Linked DNA regions of Homo sapiens: regions 1 and 2 are each linked to region 3. A link is a loop called in an ENCODE intact Hi-C map of the cell type or tissue named here. Cell type or tissue: HCT116. All regions are shown on one strand.

Region 1 (8,000 bases), 650 kb before region 3:
AACAAGGCCAGACTTTGCCCATTTTAGGCTATCCAGGACTTAAGGTAGCCATCTGGATCATAAGAAGGTCCTGCAGTTGAGACAAAATGACCCAAGTGTATTTTCCACAAGTTTTGATCCTGTGTAATATTTCTTTTTCCTTCCCTAGTGTATGTAGATACAAGGCATGGAATGCAGTTCCACTTTCTCCCCAGAGTTGATCTTTTTGTGATTGCTTTCCCGTCTCTAGTAGTATTCTGTTGTGTCTAGAGAACTGATTTTTTCCTACATACGCAAATTGTACATTTGTAAGTGAAAATGTCAATACATTAAAGCATTAACCTTAAAGCATGTTTCATTGTGACTTCTGTTGTCTTTAAAAAATTACTTTGTAGTAACATACTCTCAGCTTTTTCTGCTGTCCTGGATCATAAGAATGCCATTTATTGAGGACCTACCAAATGCTAGTATATTGTCACATTAGAGACAACTCACTGAATTCTTAGTGACTCTGTAAGGGAGGTATTATCCAAGTTCCACTGGAGGGACCGAGGCTCAGAAGTTAAATAATTTACTCAGGAGCGTGCAGGTAGTAGGTCTCCACATCTGATGTTAAAACGCCTTGTTGTTCCCTGTGCCGTGTGCATATGAGAATTTGATTTCCACAAACAGCAGTGGCCCGTGCAGTCACACTCTTGGGATGGCTGTGAGAAAACGGACACTATTTTTCCCAACCAGATCCCTCTGGCAGTGTGTGTCCAATAACTTCTCCAGCATCTTTGGATATATGACTTTTTTGTTTTATTTATTTATTTATTTATTTATTTATTTATTTAGAGACGGAGTCTCACTCTGTTGCCCATGCTGGAGTGCAGTGGCGTCATCTCGGCTCATTGCAAGCTCTGCCTCCTGGGTTCACGCCATTCTTCTGCCTCAGCCTCCCAAGTAGCTGGGATTACAGGTGCCCGCCACCACACCTGGCTAATTTTTTGTATTTTTAGTAGAGATGGGGTTTCACCATGTTAGCCAGGCTGGTCTCAATCTCCCGACCTCATGATCCGCCCGCCTTGGCCTCCCAAAGTATTGGGATTACAGGAGTGAGCCACCACGCTCGACCGAAAAGCTCTATTTCTTGTTCAAGTCGCAGTCCATTGTGGGTTCATAAGGGATGAGAGGCTTCTGCTCCAGGCTGTCATTCAGGGACCAAAACTGCTTTTATCTCTTTGCCTTGGAATCTGCTGTGGGAACTTATACAACCTGCTGGAAGAAAAGACAGTGAAGACACACCCATCCTCAGCTCTGGAGTGGCGCTCCCCTTCCAGTGGTGAGGGCTAATCATGTGGCCTGGGCTCAGTGCTTGAGGTCTGGGAAGTATCGTCTGAACCCAGGAAGAAATGGCCCTCGCCTCAGCTGCTGATAACAGGCCGTAGTTAATGACAGATCATGATCATCAAGTATCGCCAATTCTCGGTGGAAGTTGGGTTTGTATTTACTTTGTACAGTTTTTACTGATTAATAAAGCCAGTGGTTGCAAATTACAAGCAAATTGTTAGTTCACACAACACAAATGTCATTTGGTCACTGATATTTTCGTTGCTGTTAAATCGTTTCTTTCCCCACTTACCAACTGTTGTGGATGGGCCTAGAGAAGATATTCACCCTTTCCAGCAAGGAATATAGTTCCTCCATCCATTTGTCCTTTATTACATTACAGTCATGCTGAGGATGACTGCGTTATTGCCCCTGGTTGTCCTGCTCCCCCTTCCCTGTGAGCGGCCTATAAGTTCCTGCCTGGTGCTGAGAGCCTGCCCATGCCATCTTGCCCACCGGAGGAACAGAGTCCAAGCCTAGCGGGTGGTGTGCCATGCCTGGGGGAAGGGGGTGTGAGTGTGTCATGTTTGAGCAGGTGCTGTAGGAAGCAGAGGGGGCTTCTCCAGCCTTCTCATCCTTTTCACCACTGCAGGAGCTGTCCCTCCTCTGTGGTCCCAGATAAGACTCATGGGGCAGAGCCTTCACAGCTGCCCCTCAGGGGCTCCATGTCACGGAAGGCAGGGGGAGCATTGTTTGCCGTACAGTAAAGCTGACCAGGATGAGCTGCCGCTGGGTGCTGTGCCAGGTGAGGGGGCACAGCAGTCAGCGAGACCATACTTGGGGAGGGGGACAGTGCTCCCACTGCCCAGGCCTCACCAGAGCAAGGGGTCCAGATAACACCACACCACGTGGGGTCCCAGGGTCGGGGCTTGCCCTTCTGAGCCTTTTCATGTCTGTGAATGGCTGGAGGGAAGGGGGTGATACCAAGCCCACAGGGCTGGTAGAGGACTAAGTGACCTGAGTGTGCAGGAAGGCCGAGCACGGTGCTGGGCACACTGAGTCCTCTGCAGATTTGACCCTCTGTTCCTCTTTTCCTGAGCTTCTCTTCTGTTATTTGTAAAACTGGGTGACAGTTCGTGTCTCCATTGCCCTCAAAGGTGAGACCACTCACTTCTTGTTCTCATGGCCAAGGAAGGCCCTGCCACGCCTGAGCTTTGCAGGTGGGAAGGGCTTCCTCTGCCCCTCCAGGGAATGTAAACATGGAGTCTTGGCATTTCTGTGTTCCCCGGACCTTTTATTAGTCTTTGCATAATCCCCCACTTTTACTCTTCTTGCAGAACTTTCTCCCTTCAACCACTAACCTAAGCTGGTGGAGGTGGGGGTAATGAGGCATGGTGGCAGTGATGCCTGGCCTGAGCCATCACCGGGCATTTACCAGCTGCATGCTCTGGGGGGCGGCTCGCCGCTGCGTTTCCCCTTTTGTTTACGACAGGTACAGTAGGAGCACCCTGAAGGACTGTGATGTGCATTCACTGAGTCAGCACAGATGGGAGGCATGGAGAGTGGTGCTGGGAACCTTTGTAACTACTGACAATAAATGTTTCTTATGATGCAGGCTTACAGATGAGGGACAGATGTGGTGTACCCTGAGGCACCTGGGTAGGCCTGAGGTCCTGCCTGGCTTGGTGGCTGGCTCTGGGACCTGTGGGACCCCAGCAGGCAGGGAGGAGGCAGTGTGGGCTGGGCTGGGGCAGAGGCTACTCTGCCACCTTGCTCTCATTTTACCTGGTATTGGGGGCACAAGTTGGCCACCTTGCCAAGGTCTTGGGAATCCTGAGGTCCAAACTCCAGTGGACAGGAGCAGGTTAGAAATGCATATTCCTGGTCGGGCGCAGTGGCTCACAGCTGTAATCCCAGCATTTTAGAAGGCCGAGGTGGGCGGATCACAAGGTCAGGAGACAGAGACCATCCTGGCTAACACAGTGAAACCCCGTCTCTACTAAAACTACAAAAAATTAGCCGGGCACGGTGGTGGGCGCCTGTAGTCCCAGCTACTCAACGAGGCTGAGGCAGGAGAATGGCGTGAACCTGGGAGGCGGAGTTTGCAGTGAGCTGAGATTGCGACACTACAGCCTGGGCGATAGAGCAAGACTCCATCTAAAAAAAAAAAAAAAAAAAAAAAAAAAGAAATGCATATTCCTGGGACTTAAAGCCACAACGTCCTGAGGGGGTCTCGGGTGGCCCGAGTCTGCATTTCCACCTGCCCTCAGGTGATTCTGTGCAGCCTTGACTCCCCTGGTCTTGGCCTCCAAGGCCTGCCCTTTCTGAGGCCTCTGCCTTCCTCTCTCCTCTCCCTCCCTGCTCAACTCACTGATGTCCACTGAGCTGCTGGACAGGCGTCCCCTCCTCTAGGAGGCCTCCTGGCCTTCCCTCCAGCTCAGCACGATGCTGAGGAGCGACACTGGACAGTACGGCCTCCTCCCCTCCTGTGGTGCTGCTGAGTCCAGGGACAGTCACTGGCCAGTGGGAGGCAGGAAGGGGCCCAGCACTGGCTTTGCATGGCTCTCTGGGCGTGCCCCTGCCTGGGAAGTGGGAATCAGGTGAGAGGCACCTCCTCCTGGGCCCCAGGAGAGCTGGCAGCTCCATCAGACCCTCCACTGCTATGTCATCAGAATGACATTTCTCAAACAGGGTCACCTCCAAAGGGCAGTGAGCTAGGTGCTCCTAGGTAGCACCCCAGGCAGGCCCTGCCCAGTTCTTTCACTAACCTGTCAGAGGCCAGGTGAGCAGCTTGTGTGTTCCTGGTTCAGTCCCCTGGCAGGCGTGCTAGGCAGGGCCCATTCTCAGGAGCCGTCTTGCCTACCTGGTGCAGACACACCCAGGCTATGACCTGCTCAACAGATGTGCAGCAGGGACCCCTAGGGAGGACTCTGGGGCTGCACTGAATTCAAATCTTTATCACTTCTGTGGGCATGGATGTGGATAGCGTGGGAACGTGGCCTCTCTAGCCTCAGTGGCCTCCTTTATAAGGAAGGTATAGTAATAACAGTACCACCCAGTAGGCACCCAGTAGGAGCAGAGACATCCCTCCATTCCTTTCCCAGACCCATGGCTTGGTCCCAGACCAGCAGCACAGCAGCCTCTGGGAGCCTCTTAGAAATGCTGATTTTCCAGCAGTTCTGGATCTCCCAAGTCAGTGACAGCCCTCAGGGTGATGCCATTACAGGTTCAAATTTGAGGACCACTGGTCTAGAATGGACTCCCTCTCTCCCACTCCCCCTTTCTCTCTCCCCCTTCCTGCGCTCACTCCTGCTCAACGGCACTTCCTCTGTGCAGCTGCTAGTTCTGAGGGCTGCCACCAGGTGTCAGGGCAGCCTCAGGAATGTTCCGGCTGCCACACCTCCCTCGCCAGCCTGGCCCCTGCTACATCTCAGGAGAGGTCCTGAGAGGGTAAAGGGCTTCTGAGCTTCTCACAGGATGAATGCTTCCCTGTGCTTTTCTGACTGCTCAGGGTGAGTCATCTGGGCCCGAAGGTGGCAGATATGTCAGCGTCCTGTGTGGTGGGGACAGGGACAGCCCCACAGCACCTAGTGGGATGTTGTGAGATTTGCGGGGCACGCCCAACTCCTCCTCTACTACTGCCGAGTCCTCACTGTCTTATTCTGCCCTAGGAGGCTTCTCCAACCACCCTGCTCTGTCCCCATTGTGACTCCTGGCCACGGCCTCTGACCCTCCACCCAGTCCCGTCGTCACGGTGGGGCCTCCGAAGGCCTGTCCTGCTGTGCCAATGCTGAGGCCGACTTTGGGCTATTGGTCCAGGCCCTGCCCGGCCCTGTAACTACACGTCCCTAACCGCCACCACAGGCTTGGTGGACCAAAAGCCTCCTACTGAACACAGCCCAGCAGGCTTTGCCCACAGTCCCCTCCCAGCTTGCCCACTCCAGCTCCCCTGAGTTCAAGGCCAGCCCACACCCCCGGACGCACTGGACACCCTCCCGGGCGCCGGTGGAGGAGGCTGAGTAGGGCAGGCAAGGTCTCTGCCTGCAGCCACACCAACCCAGCCGCTATCCTCCCAGCGGGGCTGGGCAGAGCATCGGGAGGACTGCCCGGGTCGCGGAAGGGCGTGCGCTGGATTCCAGGCGAGGAGCTGCTGTGCGAGGCCCGCAGGCGGGCTCAGGCGGGAGTGGCTATGGGCCGTGGGCTGCGAGGGCAGAGAACTTTGGAAAGCGATTTGGGGATGGCAGCTGTGTGGCCACACCGCGGGAGCCCTTGAGATGGCTGGCTGCAGGGCGGCTATCGGGTGGGGGGAAGTGATTTCTGGCAGAGCTCCTGGGCCTTGTGCGGGGGTGCTCGTAGGTGATGCTGTGGGGCAGAGACTTAGGAGTGTGGTTGTGAAGGGCGAGATTTCTGCTGAACATCCGAGTGGGAATGTCCGGAGGTCAGTTCAGAGGCCTGGGCACAGTAGCAACAGAGGGCGCGGGGGCAAGGCGGGTTGGGCACGTGGAGGGCATCGGTGTCCCTGCCACGTTTCAGTGGAAAGCCGAGTGAACTGGAGTTGGGGATGGGGGAGGCCGTGAGTCCAGTTCCCTGCACCTTCTGGAGCCTCCCTCCCCAGACCCCTCCTGACAGGGGCTGGGCCTCTCCCAGGGGGCCTCGCGCAGCTCCGGCCCTGAGCATAGGCGCGGTGGAGGCTGAGGGTCCAGCCCCTCGAGGTCCGCGCCCGCTACTTCCGCTCTCTGCGGGGCTGTCCTTCCCTCATCGGTGTCCGCTGCGGCCCTGCGGCCGGCCCGGCAGCACGAGGGAGCCAGGGGGCACGGTCCTGCCCTCAGGAGGCTCCACGTGGACACTGCGCAGCTGGCCTTGAGGCACGCGCGTGCGTGTTCATGTGTGCGTGCGTGCATGTGCGTGCTTGTTCATGTGTGCGTGCGTGTGCGCGTGCGCGCGCTCTTTGCCCCCACACCGTCACTCCTGCACCCTGCATCTAATGTCCAGAGAGGTGATTATCATCTCCACTCCCAATTCACACCTGGCCCTGAGTCAGCTACATGAGTGGTCCAGGCCTGGCTGTCCTGGGTCTTGTGTGCCACGTGGCACAACACCGGGTCTGTAAGAGAAGCCGTGCCACCAGCCTTGGGAGGCAGCGCCTGCTGGGTGGGGTCTCCAGAGGAGAGCTCCAGAGAGAGAAAGGCCGAGCTGCCTCCACCTCCCCCAAAATCCTCCCTGAACCTCAGCAATCACGTCTGTAAATGGGACAATGACAGCGTCAGCCTTAGAGAGTTGCTGGAGTGAGGAACGAACACACACGGGACCACTTAGAAGACTGTTGGGCGCAGAGCTCTCAGGGCTGCTCTGAGGACCACGTTTACAGATGAGGACTCAGAGCGGGAGATGCCAGTACAGCAGGGGCTCTCAGCCACCCTCTCCCAGAGGCAGGTCCCAACGGACCTTGGTGCCAGCTTGGACGCTACGCTCAGCAGTTGTGGAGTTGATTAATAACATTCTGTCCCACATTCGCGGATTGGAAAGTAATGCCTGATTAAGACCCTAAGCATGTCACTTGTGGCAAACACTCAGGCTATCTTCGAGGGGGCAGCATTGACTTCAGGGCTGAAGTCTTGGCTGGTTTTCCTGGGACACACCTTGAAGGCAGCAGAAGCCCTGCTACCATGAAACAGGAAAGGCCAAGGAGTTTGTGCTGGTCCTCAGGCCCTCAGCCCCTAGGAGGCTGGAGGTGGAGACTGGCCCTTAGGCGGTGGCACCATGCCTGAGCATGAGGGGACACCTGGGGCACCCTGTGAGGTGGGGGCAGAAGGGTGGAAGGCTGCGGGGAGGTGGGGGTGGACCGGCTGCAGACAGAAGAGCTACACTTTCAGTTTCTGTTTCCTCCAAATTACTGATCAAACCCCCTGGGGTGCTGTGGCCGCACCATGCTCCAAGCCCTGTCCTGGAGGGTTTCCTTCAGTGGGCCTGGGCCATGGGTTTCAGCAGAATGTGAGGATGAGCTGAGCTAGGAGTGGGTGTGGGCACCAGGCTGGCCTTGTTCTGCCATGTGCACCGGCCGTTCTCTCTCAGCAGCCCCAGGCCACACAGCAGGGACGGCAGGAGCGGGGTTTTCTGAGGCCGGTGTAACTCCAGAGCCTGCCCTCCTCACCTCATGCAGCCGGTGGACATGAGGCCAGCCCTCTGCTGGCCAGGCCCGGGCCTGCTGGATGGGCACAGCACCCCTGGGGAGGTTGGGGGTGGGGACATTCATTCACTTTAGCCATGGAAGGGAGACCTGCCTTAGCGGTCCTTGTGTTGTGTGGAGGCTGTGACCAAAAGTAAAGTGAGGGCCTCTTTGTGCAGGGTCTTAGGGCATTCTGCATTCATTCATTCCCTTAGTCCCTCATCAAACATGCCCTGAGCAACTAACTGCTCCACACCTGGTCCTGGGCTGGGCATGGCCAGGCTCTAGGAGCTTGTCTGGTAGCTGTGCATGAGTCAGAAAATGGAGCCCCTTCCTCTAGTGAATCTCCTTGTGCCGGGTGATGGGCTGGAAGCAGAGTGCACCTGGACTGACCCCATCCCCGCTGGACCTCTGCCAGGCATTTTTGCTCCCTAAACAACGCCACAGCCACATGAGGCACCGCGGGCAGTCGGGCCTCCTATAGCCAGGCCCTTGGCTGTGGCCTGTCATCTAGGGGCTGTCCCATCCCCTAGTAGGATCCACA
Region 2 (8,000 bases), 390 kb before region 3:
ACTGTTGCAGGGATGGATATATGCAGTCCTTGTCCCAAAGCAGCTTATGACTCCAAGAGCAAGGGATAGAATATGAACATGTGTCTTTGGGTTACTTCTAGGGGTAAGAATGAGTTCTGTGGGCAGATGCATACAGGAAGTGGGGAGAGGGAGAATGAGATACAAACTATCCAGGCAGGAGGCATTGCAGTAATCAAAGTGAACTATGAGAGAAGCCTGGGGTGTTGTAAAAAGAAAGAAACTTTGTCATAAGTGGAATGATCAGACAAGTCTTAGAAGGCTGTATTGCAGCCACAGTTCTGACTGGCTACCAATCAGAAGAAGAGGGAAATGAGAACTCTTCTTGGCTTGAGTACCTGAGTAAAGGATCTAACCATTCCCAGACAGGCGGCCCACAAGAGAGAAGCAGGTTAGAAGGAAATACCACGAGTTGTGTTTTGGTCATGTTAGGTAGAGGACATTTGAATGCAGAGTAAGTCAAACTCTTAGGGCAGGGGAGTCAAGAATGCTCCATTGCAGTGGTGTCAGCAAAATGGCAGGGAAGGCAGCTCTAAGCTCCCATCCTTCCATAGGAATGTTGAATAAACAACCAGACACTGTCAGAACCAACTTTGTGAGAACCGGGAAAATAATCAAAGGTGTACGGCAACTAAAAGAATGCTGGATCAACACAAAGGAAACTTAAAAATGATATGAAAGCTGTGTGGCATTTTTGCTTGTCCCACAAGTCCAGCTTGGTGATAGTCTTGAAGACGGCAGGCTGGATTCCCCAGGCTGGGACCCTTATCCCTGGTTCCAGAGAGGAGAGCAGATCTGATTCACAAATGATTATGCTTGTCTGTTTTAATCTTTCCAGAGGCTGTCTGAAGAAGGTATTCATCATCTCTGTTTTACCTGACCCAGAAACCATTCTGCTAGGAAAAACAGTGGGCATTGCTTGAAAACAGTGTTCTGTGGTTGAAAAACCCACAGTCACCTTGGGCTGGTGGGAATGTAAAATGGCGCCTCTTCTGGATCATCGTTTGGCAGTTTCTCAAAAGGTCAAACGTAGAATCACTATTTGATCCAACAATTCTACTCCTAGGTATATCCCCAAAAGAATTGAAAACAAGGATGCAAACATATGCGTGTACACTAATGTTTATAGAAAAAATATTCACAATAATCAAAAGGCAGAAACAACCCAAGTGTCCAATAACAGAAGAATGAATAAACAGTGTGATATAAACATAAATGGAATATCTAGCCATGAAAAGGAATTAAGTATTGATACATACTGCAACATGGATGAGTCTTGAAAACATTTTGCTAAATGAAACGTCAGACACAGAACACATATTGATGCTTTCACTTATATTAGGTACATAGAACAGGCAATTATAGAGATAAAAAGTAAATAAACAGCTTGGGGCTGAAGGAAGGGTGAAATTATAAGTTATTGCTTAATGAGTATAGAGTTTTAAGTTGATGAAATATTTTGGAGATAGTTTGTGGTGATGGTTGCAAACCACGTAAATGTCATTAATACCATTGATTTGTACACTTAAATTGCTGAAATTGCAAATTTTATACACACAACCCTGACATATTGCCAGGATTAAAAAAATAGTAACAAAAATAGTGAAATAAGGAAGAATGATTTCCTAGACAAGCACGAAAATCCCTTGTAAGCTAAGTCTACAAAGCCCTCTCCAAAATGATGCAAAATTAAGCTACTTTTACATTTTTAAAAGAAAATGCATGTAATCTTAACATCAAAACCCTTAACTAAAGTAAGCATTTCTGATCGGAGTGTAAATTAGTTCAACCATTGTGGAAGACAGTGTGGCAATTCCTCAGAGACCTAGAACCAGAAATATCATTTGACCCAGCAATCCCATTACTGGGTAGATACCCAAAGGAATATAAATCCTTCTATTATAAAGATACATGCAGGTGTATGTTCATGGCAGAACTATTCACAATAGCAAGACGTGGAATCAACCCAAATGCCCATCAGTGACAGATGAGATAAAGAAAATGTGGTACCTATACACCATGGACTACTATGCAGCCATTTGCAGGGACATGGATGGCATTGGAAGCCGTTACCCTTAGCAACTAATGCAGTAACAGAAAACCAAACACCGCATGTTCTCACTTATAAGTGGGAACTGAACGATGAGAACACATGGACATATGCGAGGGGAACAACACACACTGGGGCCTGTCAGGAGATTGGGCAAAGGAGAGCATCAGGAAGAATAGCTAATGGATGCTGGGCTCAATACCTAGGTGATGGGATGATCTGTGCAGCAAACCAACCCGACACACATTGACCTGTGTACCCTGCACATCCTGCACATTTGTACCCCTAAACTTAAAAGTTGAAGAAAACAGGCCGGGCGCGGTGGCTCACGCCTGTAATCCCAGCACTTTGGGAGCCCGAAGCAGGTGGATCACGAGGTCCAGAGATCGAGACCATCCTGGCTAACACGGTGAAACCCCGTCTCTACTAAAAAGAAAAATACAAAAAATTAGCCAGGCGTGGTGGTGTCGGGTGCCTGTAGTTCCAGCTACTCAGGAGGCTGAGGCAGGAGAATGGTGTGAACCCGGGAGGCGGAGCTTGCAGTGAGCCGAGATGGCACCACTACACTCCAGCCTGGGCGACAGAGCGAGACTCCGTCTGAAAAAAAAATTTTTTTTGAAGAAAAAAGTAAGCCTCTAATAAAGCTCTTAAAGAGATATTTTAAAATAAAGGAATTTTTTTAAACAAAATATAACAATAACAGCAAGCTCCCTAATCTCTTTCCTGGGCATCTCTGACCTGAGAGTCCTGCTGAACCCCCAGCTGCTCCCCCAGGCCACCCCACAGCCCCCTTAACACTCCAGCCTGTCCGTCATGTTCAGAAGGAGCTGCTCAATCAGTCCTGGTGTCTTTCTCAGCCCCTTCCAATTCTCTTTCTCACCTTTGGCCTAACCAGCAGTTCTGAATCCTGGAATGAGTTGGGTAGAAAGCTGTGCTTGCTCACAAGTTACTGTTTTTGACCCTGTCACAAATGTTTGTTCATTATGTAAATGTTCTGTGACTGCTTACTTGCTCAATCAGGCTGTCTATAGATAAAGAAAAAGGCCCATCTCCCTGTTCTGATTTGTGTGCAAAACTCCCAATATGGAAACTGGTAACTGCTTACTTAGAGATTAATATACAGCACTGTCATTTATTTTATTATGCAATCTTTATTTTTCTAGAACTTTGAGAAGATAACACATAAGTTCATATTAACATATAATCAAAAGACTTAATGTATATAAATGCACACAACATGCAACAAGATAATTCGGGGAGGAGCATGGAATGTGGAGAAGAAGACAATAGGAGAGATCAAATAAAGCCAGGAGTAGAGTTAAATACAAATGCATATACTGCCTATTTAAAATGGGTCGAAATTTTGACTCTAAACTTTCTTGCAGAAAACTCTGAAAAGCTGGCATATACATTTATATAATTTGCAAGCTGCAGGACAATGCAGGCTGTGTGCCTAACTCCCTGATGGTAAGATAATGCAGATGTCCCCAGTGATAGGAGGTAGTAAGCCAATTTTGTTTTTGTTTTCTCTCTAACGATGTATTCTGAATGACGTTTTCTGCAGTGGCATGCTCTTAAGCCCATAGCTAGAGTAATATGCACTTCCCAGCATGTTAGCTGTGACACCCTCCTTTCCATTCCACTCAGGAGAACGTACTGGATTACAGACGAGTGAGAATAATGTTGAATGATTAACTTTCTTAAGTAATTTCTTAACTCTAACATTAATAAAATTAAGACTTACAGCCGGGTGCAGTGGCTCACTCCTATAATCCCAGCACTTTGAAAGGCCAAGGCAGGCAGATCACCGGAGATCGGGAGTTCGAGACCAGCCTGACCAACATGGAGAAACCTTGTCTCTACTAAAAAAAAAAACAAAATTAGCCGGGCATGGTGGAGGCTGAGGCAGGAGAATCACTTGAACCCAGGAGGCGGAGGTTGCAGTGAGCCAAGATCGCACCATTGCACTCTAGCCTGGGCAACAAGAGCCAAACTCCATCTCAAAAAAAAAAAAAAGACCCACAAACTTTGATCCTTCAGCATTAGTAACAGATTACTCTAATATTTTCATATTCCAACATAATGTTTGAGAAACATAATGTTTGTGAACAGCGTTAAATTATACAAAATCTAGTTATGTACATGGGAGTTATCAGTAAGGATATTTCTCAGTTTTTTTCCAGAATGCATTAAAAAAAAAGTAAATCAATTATTGGCTTCCTTTAGATTGTGTAGAGAAATAAGTACAGTAAATATCTCACTTCCCACACTTCCTTAACCTTCCCTGCTCCTGCAGGCTGAATATTATTATCTGCTGCTTTACATGGCCTGATAGTATTTGGGTATTAACAATATGATTGTGCACTGCTATTGCCTCAAGAGTGGTCCGGCTCTTTGAATGCGTTGGAAAAAACAAACAAAAACTCTCTTGAACGTGATACTGTATTTCACCAGCAGAGGGCAAGCTACACTCAGTTGTGCCTATATGTGACGAATTCTGTACAAAGATTTCGTACACAAGCCATAAAGGCCATTTCTTTCTAATTGAAGTAAGTAGCCAGAAATCTAATAATATCTAAAGAGATCGATCCGATTAAGCTTTAATTTGAGTTCATCTTGGTCTCAAGGGGATTGAATTTAGTGGGTGGAACACAGCAACAAAGAGGCAGACATGCAAGGACTGGGGTTGGCAGTACCTGGAAATATCTTCTTCCCCCTGGGGAAGAAAGATTTTAAAAGGCTGGAAAGTCACCTGGGCCTCAGCTTAGTGGGCTGGTCTTGAAATTTAGCTGGACTTTAGGCAGTAAAATCATGTCCTGGACCATTGTGGCTGAGGCAAGTAAAGACTGAAAAATCAGTGGAAAAACTTGGAGCTTGGGGCTGAGAACTGTCAAGAGATGAGATACCCATTTGGTGGGATGTGGGTCTGAATTCAGGGACAGGCTCAATAAGTAGGCAATGGGACCCCTGTGCAGGAAGCGCCTCTATCCCAACAGCCAAACAGATTAGGAGGATTTTGCTGGGATGAGGTCAATGTCTGCATGAATTCCCCCAGACAGAACAGTCTCTAGTACTGGCTCAGTCATGCACCTTGACCCTAAAGCCAGAGTCTGATGGCCCCACTCAGTCCCTCCAGCCCTGTTCCATGACAGGACACACAAAGCATTCTTGATTCAAGCCTAATGCTCTCCAGCACCTTCCTGGCATGCCCTGTGGAAAATGGACAGATTTTATAAAATATGCTGTCCTCTATTTGCAGCCCTCTAGCTGGACTGTCGTGGCCCCCTTTCTGCACACTGAAGGGGATCTCTGACACTGACACCTGTCGGTACTATGTCTCAACCTGCTGACCCATTGGAAGCTACTTTGGATGACCGCCAAAGTGGGACATTTTATGCTTTCCAAAAAGGGAGAAAATTGACTCAGGAATTGTCCACATGATTTTCAGCTCCTGAAATAATTCAATGACATAATAAATATTTTAAATGATTAGAGTTATTATGAAAATGTTAATGAACTTTAAAAATCCATCAGTTTGAATTAACAATGTTATTTTAGATTTCTTTTGGCACCATGATGAAATTTTATTTATAATACCATTTTTTTGGCTTAAGGTCTTTACATCTTGTTATATTATTCAAGTTCTCATAATTTTATGAAATTTAGAAATAGTTCTCCGATTATGAATCCTCTCTGTTAGCTAAATTTAATTGTTAGTATAGTATATTCTTTTCCCTTTTCTTTTCTTTCTTTCTTTTCTTTCTTTTTTTTTTTTTTTTTTTTTGAGATGGAGTTTTGCTCTTGTTGCCCAGGCTGGAGTGCAATGGCGCGATCTCGGCTCACTGCAACTTCCGCCTCCCAGGTCTGAGTGATTCTCCTGCTTCAGCCTCCTGAGTAGCTGGGATTACAGGTGTGTGCCACAACGCCTGGCTAATTTTTTGTATTTTTAATAAAGACAGGGTTTCTCCATGTTGGCCAGGCTGGTCTTGAACTCCTCACCTCAGGTGATCCACCTTCCTCGGCCTCCCAAAGTGCTGAGATTACAAGAGTGAGCCATTGTGCCTGGCTTCTTTTCCCTTTTCATACTACATCATTAAAGTGAGCCATACTGGCCACTATAAAGTAGTTCTCATTGAGATACTGCAGGTGCATGTTTTGGTTATAAAATTGTTCTCATATAAATATCACAACTAATATATTAGACCTATGCTGTAAAGGCAAAATTATACACTATGGCTTTGTTCTTGCCATTAATTACCTTTTTGAAAATATTTTATTACATTCTAGTGGAAAAAGATTTCTCTCAGGTAGCAGAGCAAATAAATACTGTAAGATCTATAGTGTGATCAACGTATTCTGTCTTCAATAAATTTGAAATAAAAAAGACATGAAAAGGCATGAAGACAAAAGTCCAAGGTTTAGGGATTAAATTGTGTGTGGCTGCCAATTACAGAAATTAACGGAGACATTTTGTTGCTTGACACTACTTTATAGATTGTGCTAGAAAACGTAGTGGTCAAATTTTAATGTTTTTATGATTGTCATACTGTGATGACTGTGAGAATGAGAATCACAACCTCCAACTACAGGACAGGAGCCATAATTGACAAGGGTTCTGTTATATCCCTGCACTCTGAAATTCATTGCCACCTTTGCAGCAAGACCACTCTACCTATGGGTTGCTCCCAGTCAGTGACTGAGCACACCAAGATACTTAGAGCTGCCCCTGGTAGATGAGGGATTCCTTTGACAGATGACTGGCTCAAGACTCCCAAACAGCCTTGCCAAACCTTCTTTGACATTGCGGCAATCCGGAATGCTTCCACCCAGCATTCCTTCTCTCTTCCCTGTCTCCTTCACTCATGGTGGACATCCATTGTGCTCTGATAGCTCTCCCAGCCCTACCCAGATCCGCCCCCCATTCTCTCTCATGGGCATTTTGCACATTTAATTCTGTTTTGGCATTTGCTTCTCCGAGGACCCAGGTGAAAACACATATGATCAAGGGTATAGTTTTCAAGTTAGCATGTCTAAATGACTTTAAACCAAACTACATTCTATATGTATCTCTGATAATATTTTTGTAGTATCTGATAATTATAAAAGCAACACATGTTCATTAGACAAAATACAGAAAACATGTAAGCCTTGCACTTTTTTATGCCAATGTTTTTTATGATCTTGAGTATTCAATAATGGCGGAAATTTATTTGTGTCACAGAAACCTGTCTTACCCTGGCATGTCTTGGGAACCACATTTAAAAGTCGGTTTTCATAAATTATTGGTAAAATAAACTCATACATCTACACTATGCAACTGTGCAATATAAACATACTGTTACGTTTCTTTATATGGAGAAATTTTCATGCTGCCTTACTAAGTTTAAACACTAAAACAGAAAGAAAGCCTGGGAGGATTCACACCAAAATGCTAACTTTGACATTTTGAGTAGCTACTTTGGGATTTGCGGTCTTTTTGTTTTATTTGCTTGCTTATCTCTGTTGTTTGAATAATAAAGGCGGATATTTCATTGCTATCCTAGGCTTAAGCATCTTCTTTAGGGTAGTTTAAAGTAGATACTCTTATCTTGGGTGCTTCATTCATCTGGAGAACATGGCATGCTTCCTTATCAGTTAAGTCACAAATTTGACAATTAACTGATATTGTTGGTTGACATGTCTTTGATTATGATGTAATACATATTTCAGGGAAAAATGCTTTTCAAAAGTATTTTCCATTAGGAAATATCATTAGTATTAGCGTATATCAGACTATAACAAGAAACAGAAATTTCATTATCCCATTGCTCTTTTTATGATGCTAAATAAGTAGTCCCCCTAGCAGCCCAGATTTATGTTACCAAAAAATCAGTACACTTTGGTTTGTCAAATTAAAATTCAGAAGACTCGAGGGCCCAGATCTGTCTCTAAC
Region 3 (8,000 bases):
TCTACTGGGGTCTTTGTGTCAATCTGAGCTCTGATGTCCACCTAGAGATTGGGTATCCACCTAAGGCCTGGTGTTTACATGGGGCCTGTAACACGAGGTTCCAGATGAACTCAGATGTCCACCTGAGGCCTCATGTCCACCTGAGTTCTGAGTGTTCACATAGGGCCTGCCATCAACTTGGGACCTAAGTATTTACCTAGGGCCTGGGTGTCCACCTGGGGCCTGACTTCCAACTAGCTCTTGTGTCAACATGGGGCCTGATGTCCACTTTGGGCCTAGGTAACTTCCTGATGACTAATGCACACATGGCTCCTAAGGACCATCTGAGGCCTGGTATTAATTTAGAGACTGGTATCCACCTGGGGTCCAGGTATCCACTTAGGACCTGATGTTTACCTGGAGTGTAGGAATTCACGTGGGGCCTGGTGTCCACCTTGAGTGTGTGTATCCAACTGAGTGCTGGTGTCCACCTGGAGTCCAGTGTATACCCGGGGCCTGATGTACATATGGGGCCTGGGCATCCATCTAGGACCTGATGTTCAGATAAGGGCTGGCGTTCTCCTGGCCTGGTGTCCATGTGGAGCCTGGGCGTACACTTGAAGCCTGATATCCCAGGTGGATACCTGGGCCCCAGTGGTCATCAGATCCTAGGAAACTCTCAGGCCCCAGGTGCACATAAAGCTACAGTGGCCACCTAGGCCACAGGTTGATACACAGGGTCCAGGTGGACACTGGGTGCAAGATGAACACCAGGCCCCAGGTGTCTGCCTAGTCCTCAAGTGGACACCAGGCACTAGATTGACACACAGGTACCAGGTGGATATCAGGCCGCAGGTGAACACCAGGCCCCAGGTGGGGTGGGTTACTTATAGCATAGGTGGCCATCAGTTCCCAGGTCTATAGCCACTCCCCACCTGAAAATCAGGATCCAGGTGGATACCCATGTCCTAGGTGAACACCAGTTTCCAAATGGACATCAGGCTCCAAGTGAACACACAGGCCCCAGTTCAATACCAGCCTCAGGTAGACATCAGGACCCAGGTGGACCCCAGGCCCAATGTGCATGCCTAGTCTCTTGGAATACATCATTTTCAAGGTGGACACCCAGATTCCTCGTAGACATCTGATGCCAGGTGGATATCTGGCTGCAGGTGGACATCAGGCCCCAGGTGGAGGAGACCCAGTACACAGCTGTAAATCAGGCTCCAGTATTTCATCAGGCCCCAGTTAAACACTTGACTAAAGGTGCGCATCAAGACCCAGGTTGACCCCCAGGCTTCAGGTGCACACTAGGCCCAAAGTGTACACCCGTGCCCAGGTGGGCATCAGGCCCAAGGTGTACACCAGACCCCAAGTGGACATCAGGTTCCAGGTTGACACCAGTCTCTAGGTAGATCCTTAAGTCCCAATTGGTCATCAGGCCCAAGGTGGATGGATACCTTGACCCCAGGGGGTCACCAGGTCCCAGGCAGGCCTCAGGTGGACACCAAGCCCTAGGTTAACACAAAGTCTGAGATGGTTTCAGCCCCCATGTGGACTTTAGTCATAAGGAGCTTACCTAGGCCCTATGTGGACATCAGGTCCCAGGTTGACACAATGAACCATGTAGAAGTCAGGCTGTAAGTAGACACCCAGGCCCTAGGTAAATACTTTGGTCCCAAGCCAACATCAGGCCCTATGTGGACATCCAGACTCCAGGAAGATGTCAGGCCCCAGGTGAACACTGAACTCAGGGTGGTCATCAGGCCCTAGGTTGACACATAGGCCTCAGGTAGACAACAGGCATAGGTGAACTTCAGGCTCTAGATGAATGTTGGGCTCCAGGAAGAAGTCTGTGCCCCAATTAAACACTGGGTCTTAGGTAGACATCAGGCCTCAAATGGATGCCCAGGCCCCAGGTGGATATAAGGCCTCAGACAAACACCAGGCCCCAGGTAGACATTAGACACGAAATGGACACTCAGGCCACAAGTGAACATCTGTCCCCAGGGGGACATCCATCCCAAGGTGGACATCAGGCCAGAGATGTACACCCAGGCCCCAGGAGAACCCCAGGCCCCAGGAGGACACTCAAGTGCCAGAAGGACACCCAGTCCCTAGGTAACTACAAGGCCCCAGGTGGACATGATGTTCCAGATGGATATGAGGCCCCAAGTGGATACTAGGCCCAGGTGGACCCCAGGTCTCAGGGGCACACCAGGCCCCAGGGGAACACCAGGCCCTAGGTAAGCATGCAGTCCCAGGTGGACACCAGGTGCCAGGAGGACACCAGGACCCAGTTGGTCATCAAGCCACTGCTGAACACCAATTCCCCATGAACACCAGTCCTCAGGTGGGCACCTAGTCCTCTTGTGTGCATCAGGTGCCAGGCTGACATAGGCACCAGCTGAACTCTGGGCCTCAGGTGAACATCAGATCCCAGGTTGTCACCCAGGTCCCAGGTGAACACCAGGTTTTAGGTGGACACGAGGTCCTAGGTGGATGTCTATGCTCCTGGTGAACCTCAGGCCCTAGTGGACACTCAGGCCCTTTATAGACATCTGGCTCCATATGCACTCCCAGGGCCCAGGTAGACATGAGGCCCCAGAGGAACACCAGTCCTTAATCAACTAAGACTGAATTCCCCTAGGGCTGGAGACTGAGTATTCACCTTGGGCCTAGGAATCTACCTGGGGCCAGATGTCGATCTGGGGCCTGATGTCTACTCAGGTTCAGCTGTCCACCTAGGGTGTGGTGGACCTCTATTCTGTCCCCACCCTGCAACATTGGGCCAGCTCAGTCTCTGCCACCAGCTTCCCACATCGTCGTCCCTCAGAGCCCTAGGGTGGGTTCCCCCTACCTAGTGTCTCTGGCCCCTGCTCTCCACTCTCAGGCCTGACAAACATGCAACCCCTCACACATGTGTCTTCCTGAAGGCGTGGGTGTTGGGACCGCTGGCACAGAAGTCACAGCTTAGCTACATGTGTGTCCCAGACTTGCTTAATCAATGGAGCAGTGAACCCGCTGCTTCTGGGGTACAGTCTCCTCCATTTCATGGGTCAGGTAGACAGGCTGCGTCCTCTTCACCCCCAGGTGTGCGCACACACAGTCATCTCCACCTGCAATCCAGTGCCAGCTGAAGCTGCACGCTCTGCAACAGAGGCCTGTGCACGACCTCGCTGCGCACACAGCAGGGGCTGCCCTCGGTCCCTCCCTCTCCCCTAAAGTCCCTGCCTCCCAGCCCCACGACCCACAGGAGGAGCCAGTCCCCTAGCCCACGGAGCCACGGTGGGTGCGGCCTGGGGACTTGGCATGGCAAGCTGGCCCATAGGGTCGTCCCTAGCACCTACCAGAGCGCGTACGAGGGAGCCGAGGCTGCAGCGCCGGGTGGGCAGCGAGCTCCCTGGAGACCCATGCAGCGGGTCAGGTGCCAGCTGCCGCCAGGTCTGTGCGCGGGGCCGGGCCACCAGCGTGCGGCTTCCCGCTCTGGAGAGTTTATGGCCCCTGTCCTCGGACGGCTCCGCAGCCGCCAGGGAGGGACTGGAGGGACCGCGGCTGAGACAGGCTGCTGCACCAGGCGGCCCTGGACCGCCGCTTCCGCCCCTAAGCCGCCCTCCCAGCCCAGGTGACAGGTCGCCCTACCCAGGGAGCATCGCCCTCCTCCGCCGGGGGGCCCGAGCCCGGCGTGGGGGTTGCAGGCCGGCGCCACAGCCTGAGGACACCGCGACCTCTGCCCCCGGGAGCGCGCCGAATGCGGGGTGGGGCTGCTGTCGCAGGCCGTGGAGCCGCAGCCCCGCTGGAGGGCAGGGTCCGGCTGGGCGTCGGGGTCCTGGCAGAGACAGCGGTGAGAGCAGGAGCAGGTGCACTGGCAGCTGCAGACGCGCCGCCAGGCTCCCGGACACCGCGGGCGCGCCCCCTGGTGGCAGCCGGCTCCGGAGCCGCGGGAGGGCGGTGCCCAGTCCCCAGCCGGCGGCAGCGCGAAGCGCCTTCCCCGCTTGGGGGAGCGGGCGTGGACCTGCAGCTGGAGTGCCTTACTAGTGAAAAAGCTGGGGTTGGAGCTGCCACGGGGGGAGGTGTGGGGGCCTAGGGGGCTCTGCCTGGACCTTCTGGGTGTCCTCCTGCGACCTCAGGTTCCTCACCTGTCTCAGAGGACTGATGGGCTGCTGTGGCAGGGTTGTTTGGAGGATTAAGCCAGATAGTCCCAGTAAAGCCCCATTAGCGCCCCCTGGCCTCTGGATTATTATTTTTTATTATTTTTCTGGCTTTCTTAGGAAACTTTCCGGAATGTGTCCAGGTGTTGAAGCGGGAAGGCTGGACACCCTCCCGTGGCGTTGCCGTTCCTTCCAGACGCCCCCTCTTCTTAGGCTGTTTTCAAGGGCACGCCCGGCAACATGTGCTCTACCCAAGAGCGCTTCACAGATCTTCCTGTGGGTCTAAAACCAGAACGCTTTCTTCCCCGACCCCTGCTCCCATATCACCCCAACCTCAAGTCTTTTGGCACAGCCGGCTACAGACTCGAGTGTCAGTTTAATGCTTGTTCCCTAAGGTCTCCCCAGGGCTGTTAGGACGGCGTTAGGGTTAGGATTCGGGTTCGGGTGCGCCTCTCCGCGCCTGCGCCGGCGCTGGGGGGCCTTTGCGAGGGCGGAGCTGCGTTCTCCTCAGCACAGACTTTGGAGATACAGTGAAGGCGGAGCAATGTTCTTCTCAGCACAGACCTGGGCGGGTCGGGGGCACCGCGAGGGCGGAGCTGCGTTCTGCTCAGCACAGACTCCGGGGACACCGCGAAGGCAGAGCAGGGTTCTCCTCAGCACAGACCTTGGGGGGCACTGCCTCGCTTTGGGACAACTCGGGGCCGCATCGACGGTGAATAAAATCCTTCCTGTTTGCAGCCCTGAATAATCAGGGTCAGAGACCAGTTAGAAGGGTTCAGTGTGGAAAACGGGAAACCAAAAGCCCCTCTGAATCCTGCCCACCGAAGTTCTCCCCAGCCAAGGCGAGGCGGCCGCAGTGCGAGATACACACCGCAGCCTAGGAAGACAAATGCAGCATTCCTAATGCAGACATGACACCCCCATTGCTCATGTAACAAGCACCTGTAATGCTAATGCACTGCCTCAATACAAAAATATTAATATAAGATCCGCAATCCCCTCGCTGCCGTGCAGTCCTAAGACAGCGATCATAATAATCAGCATTGACATAGTCAATACAAACGTAGTAACGAACCTAGGGTTAAGGTTGGTGTTAGGGTTAGGGGTTAAGTTTAGGGTTAGGGGTTGGAGATAGGGGTTGGGGTCAGAGTTAGGGGTTAGGAGTCAACGTTTAGAGTTTGGGGTTAAGAGAGGTTAGGGGTTAGGGATTAGGGGTTAGGGTTGGGTTAGGGTGAGGGTTGGGGTTAGGGTTAGCAGTTAGGGTTAAGGGTTAGGGGTTAGGGTCAGGGGTTAGGGGTCAGGGTCAGTGGTTAGGGGTCGGGGTCAGGGTCAGGGGTCCCACTCTGTGGGTTGCCTATTTACTCTGCTGACTGTTCCCTTTGCAATGCAAAAGCTCGCTCTTTAGTTTAAATGAGTCCCAGCTATTTATCTTTGTTTTTATTGCATTTGCATTTGGGTTCTTGGTCATGAAATCCTTGCCTATGCCAATGTCTAGAAGGGTTTATGCAGTGTTATCTTCTAGAATTTTTATAGTTCAGGAATTAGGTTTAAGTTCTTAATCCATCTTGAGTAGATTTTTGTATAAGGTGAGAGATGAGAATCCAGTTTTATTCCCCTACATGTGGCTCGCCAATTATCCCAACATCGTGTGTTGAAAAGGGTGCCCTTTCCCCACTTTATGTTTTTGTTTACTTTGTCGAAGATCAGTTGGCTGTAAGTATTTGGGTTAATTTCTGGGTTCTCTCTTCTGTTCCATTGGTCTATGTGCCTAATTTTAAACCTGCGGACAGGAGGGTCCTATGGAAGTCTAGCCACCCCTCCCAGGTTGGTGCTCACAGCCCCTCCCTGGCCCACTCCCTCTACACCTGAACCTGCTGGTCTCTGGGAGAGGAGCATCCATCCATCTTGTGCGCATAGCTTTCTGCTCCATTTTCATGAGTTTGGTCTCCTTGGCAGAAATGACCATTAGGTGATCCTGAGCCTGTGCTGGCTGTTCTCTAAGTGCCAAAGTCAGTGAGAGGGACTTGAAAACTCAAGAATTATTAACATTATTTTCTGCATTTTATGCTTTCGGGGTTGTTTTTTCCTTAAAATGTGTAAAAACAAATATTGAGATTTCTATCTTTTATATAATTTGGATTCTGTCATCACATGGACTTTTCATTTTCCTGAAATTTATTTTTATGTATGTATATCAAACATTGAATTTCTCTTTTCTTCTTTACTGGAATTGTTAACTGTCTTAGAGGCCAAATCTTTTTTTAAAAAATCTCTCTAATCTCTGTAAACATTTCTAATTACATATATATTTTCTATACCTAATACACTACTTTGGAATTCCTTGTGGCCTAATTGCATCGGGGTGCTCTGGTTTTGTTGCTGTTATTTCTGAATTACATTGACTTTGGTGCTCTTTATTTTGCATATTTAAAACTATTAGATAGTGTGATTATATTTGACAGGTCTTAATTGATGCGCTGTTCAGCGCTGTGAGTTCGGTTGAGATTTGGGTTGGAGAATTTTCTTCCACAGGGGATTGTCTTGGATTTTTCTGTTTCTCCCTCAATATCCACCTGGAAAACATTTCAATTAATTTATATTCACTTAAATATTTCTGTGCAAAAACTGTGTACAAAAGCCCCAAAGTATAATTTGGGCAGTTGAGCAGATATTCTGTTGTCCAGCATTTATGGTGGTTTGTAGTGGAAAAGACTTTTTGAATATGTGAATTTTCAGGATATTACCAGAAGCCCAGAGAGCCACACTTTACCTTTGGAGGAATTAATTCTCAGAATATTGCACACAATCAATTGCCTTTGGAAGGAGCACATATCCCCAGCAAAAGCTCTGGTTTTTTGAAGTCTGTATTGTGTGTTATTTCCAGGAGAATACGCAATGATGAAAATGTTATTAAATGATTCAAATATGAAATGCTGTTATGCCAAACAATGAATCTTTGTGTTATACATTATGCCGAACTATAAATCTTTATGTTATACATTCTAATGTCATTGGAGAATACTCCTGTCTTCTTGGCATTATTGATAATTAGATTCTAATTGCTAATAAGTCAGAAAAATTAGGAACATCAAATTTCAGTCTTCTCAAAAGCACTCCTATTATTAAATTTGGATTTTTACCTTTATCACATCAAAGGAAATATTGTTAGAAAGGTGTTTAATGTTTTCCAGATGGATAGATTACTGTTATTAGTTCTTATTTCATTGTTAATTTTTAAAACCATAAAGTTGGAAGTATCAATATGCCTTTCAATATACCCTAGTGGAATTTATTAAATTTTCATGGATGTCCTTTAGGAGGTTCAGGAAGTTATTTCTATTGCTAGATTTCTGGAAGACTCATCAGGAATGAGTGTCAGACATTGTCAGATGTCCATTGAAATCCTCATGGTCTTTTCCTTTATTCTATTAATATGGTGTATTACACTGATTGATTTTTAAATTTGTATTTGTAGGGTAATTCCACTTGGTTAATTGTCTAACTTTTTTCTAATTTTCTTTAATTTTTATTAGTGGTGAGGCCTCACTCTGTCCCCCAGGTTGGGGTGGAGTGGCACAGTCACAGCTAACTATAACTTCAAACTCCTGGGCTCAAGTGTTCCTGCCACCTCAGCCTCCTAAGTAGCTGGGACTACAGGTGTGCACCGCCATGCCAGGCTTGTCTAACATTTTTATGTGTTGCTTCCTCCAGTTTGCTAGAGTTTTTGGAGATTTCTGCCTTCATTCATGAGGGATTTATTTTATTTTTATTTATTTATTTTCTTGTGATGCTTTTGTCTGATTTGTTATCTGGGTAATTCTGGCCTCAAAAATGAATTGATGTTTTCCTGCTTCTCTGCTTTGCAAGTGT

The links. A loop is a pair of places that touch in the nucleus more often than their neighbours do. Peaks named below come from ENCODE experiments on the same cell type or tissue, not always from the same donor. Only the 100,000 strongest peaks of a DNase experiment are listed, where the experiment ranks them.
Region 1: a loop joins it to region 3, with 8 times the contacts of the local background. A loop is called at or near these places in 19 of 110 quality-filtered maps.
Region 2: a loop joins it to region 3, with 10 times the contacts of the local background. A loop is called at or near these places in 21 of 110 quality-filtered maps.

The regions. Positions count from the first base shown.
Region 1 is chr2:131,149,516-131,157,515 of GRCh38, forward strand. PLEKHB2 (pleckstrin homology domain containing B2) reads left to right here. Exons shown (of 8, transcript NM_001100623.2): 8 at 1-330. Among named protein-coding and RNA genes, the nearest start is that of PLEKHB2, 48 kb to the left of the region's middle. RefSeq lists enhancers at 4,839-5,108, 7,082-7,251. In HCT116, CTCF peaks have their summits at 4,653 (motif pointing right) and 7,516 (motif pointing left); a DNase peak (open chromatin) is centred at 4,676.
Region 2 is chr2:131,408,817-131,416,816 of GRCh38, forward strand. No RefSeq gene overlaps it. Among named protein-coding and RNA genes, the nearest start is that of LINC01120, 9.9 kb to the left of the region's middle. RefSeq lists a silencer at 5,065-5,311. In HCT116, a CTCF peak has its summit at 4,533 (motif pointing right); DNase peaks (open chromatin) are centred at 4,505 and 4,753; H3K27me3 peaks cover 1,814 bases.
Region 3 is chr2:131,798,053-131,806,052 of GRCh38, forward strand. It overlaps the pseudogene CDRT15P3. Among named protein-coding and RNA genes, the nearest start is that of LINC03124, 120 kb to the left of the region's middle. In HCT116, CTCF peaks have their summits at 3,977 and 4,220; DNase peaks (open chromatin) are centred at 3,969, 4,300 and 4,669; H3K4me3 peaks cover 960 bases; H3K27ac peaks cover 387 bases.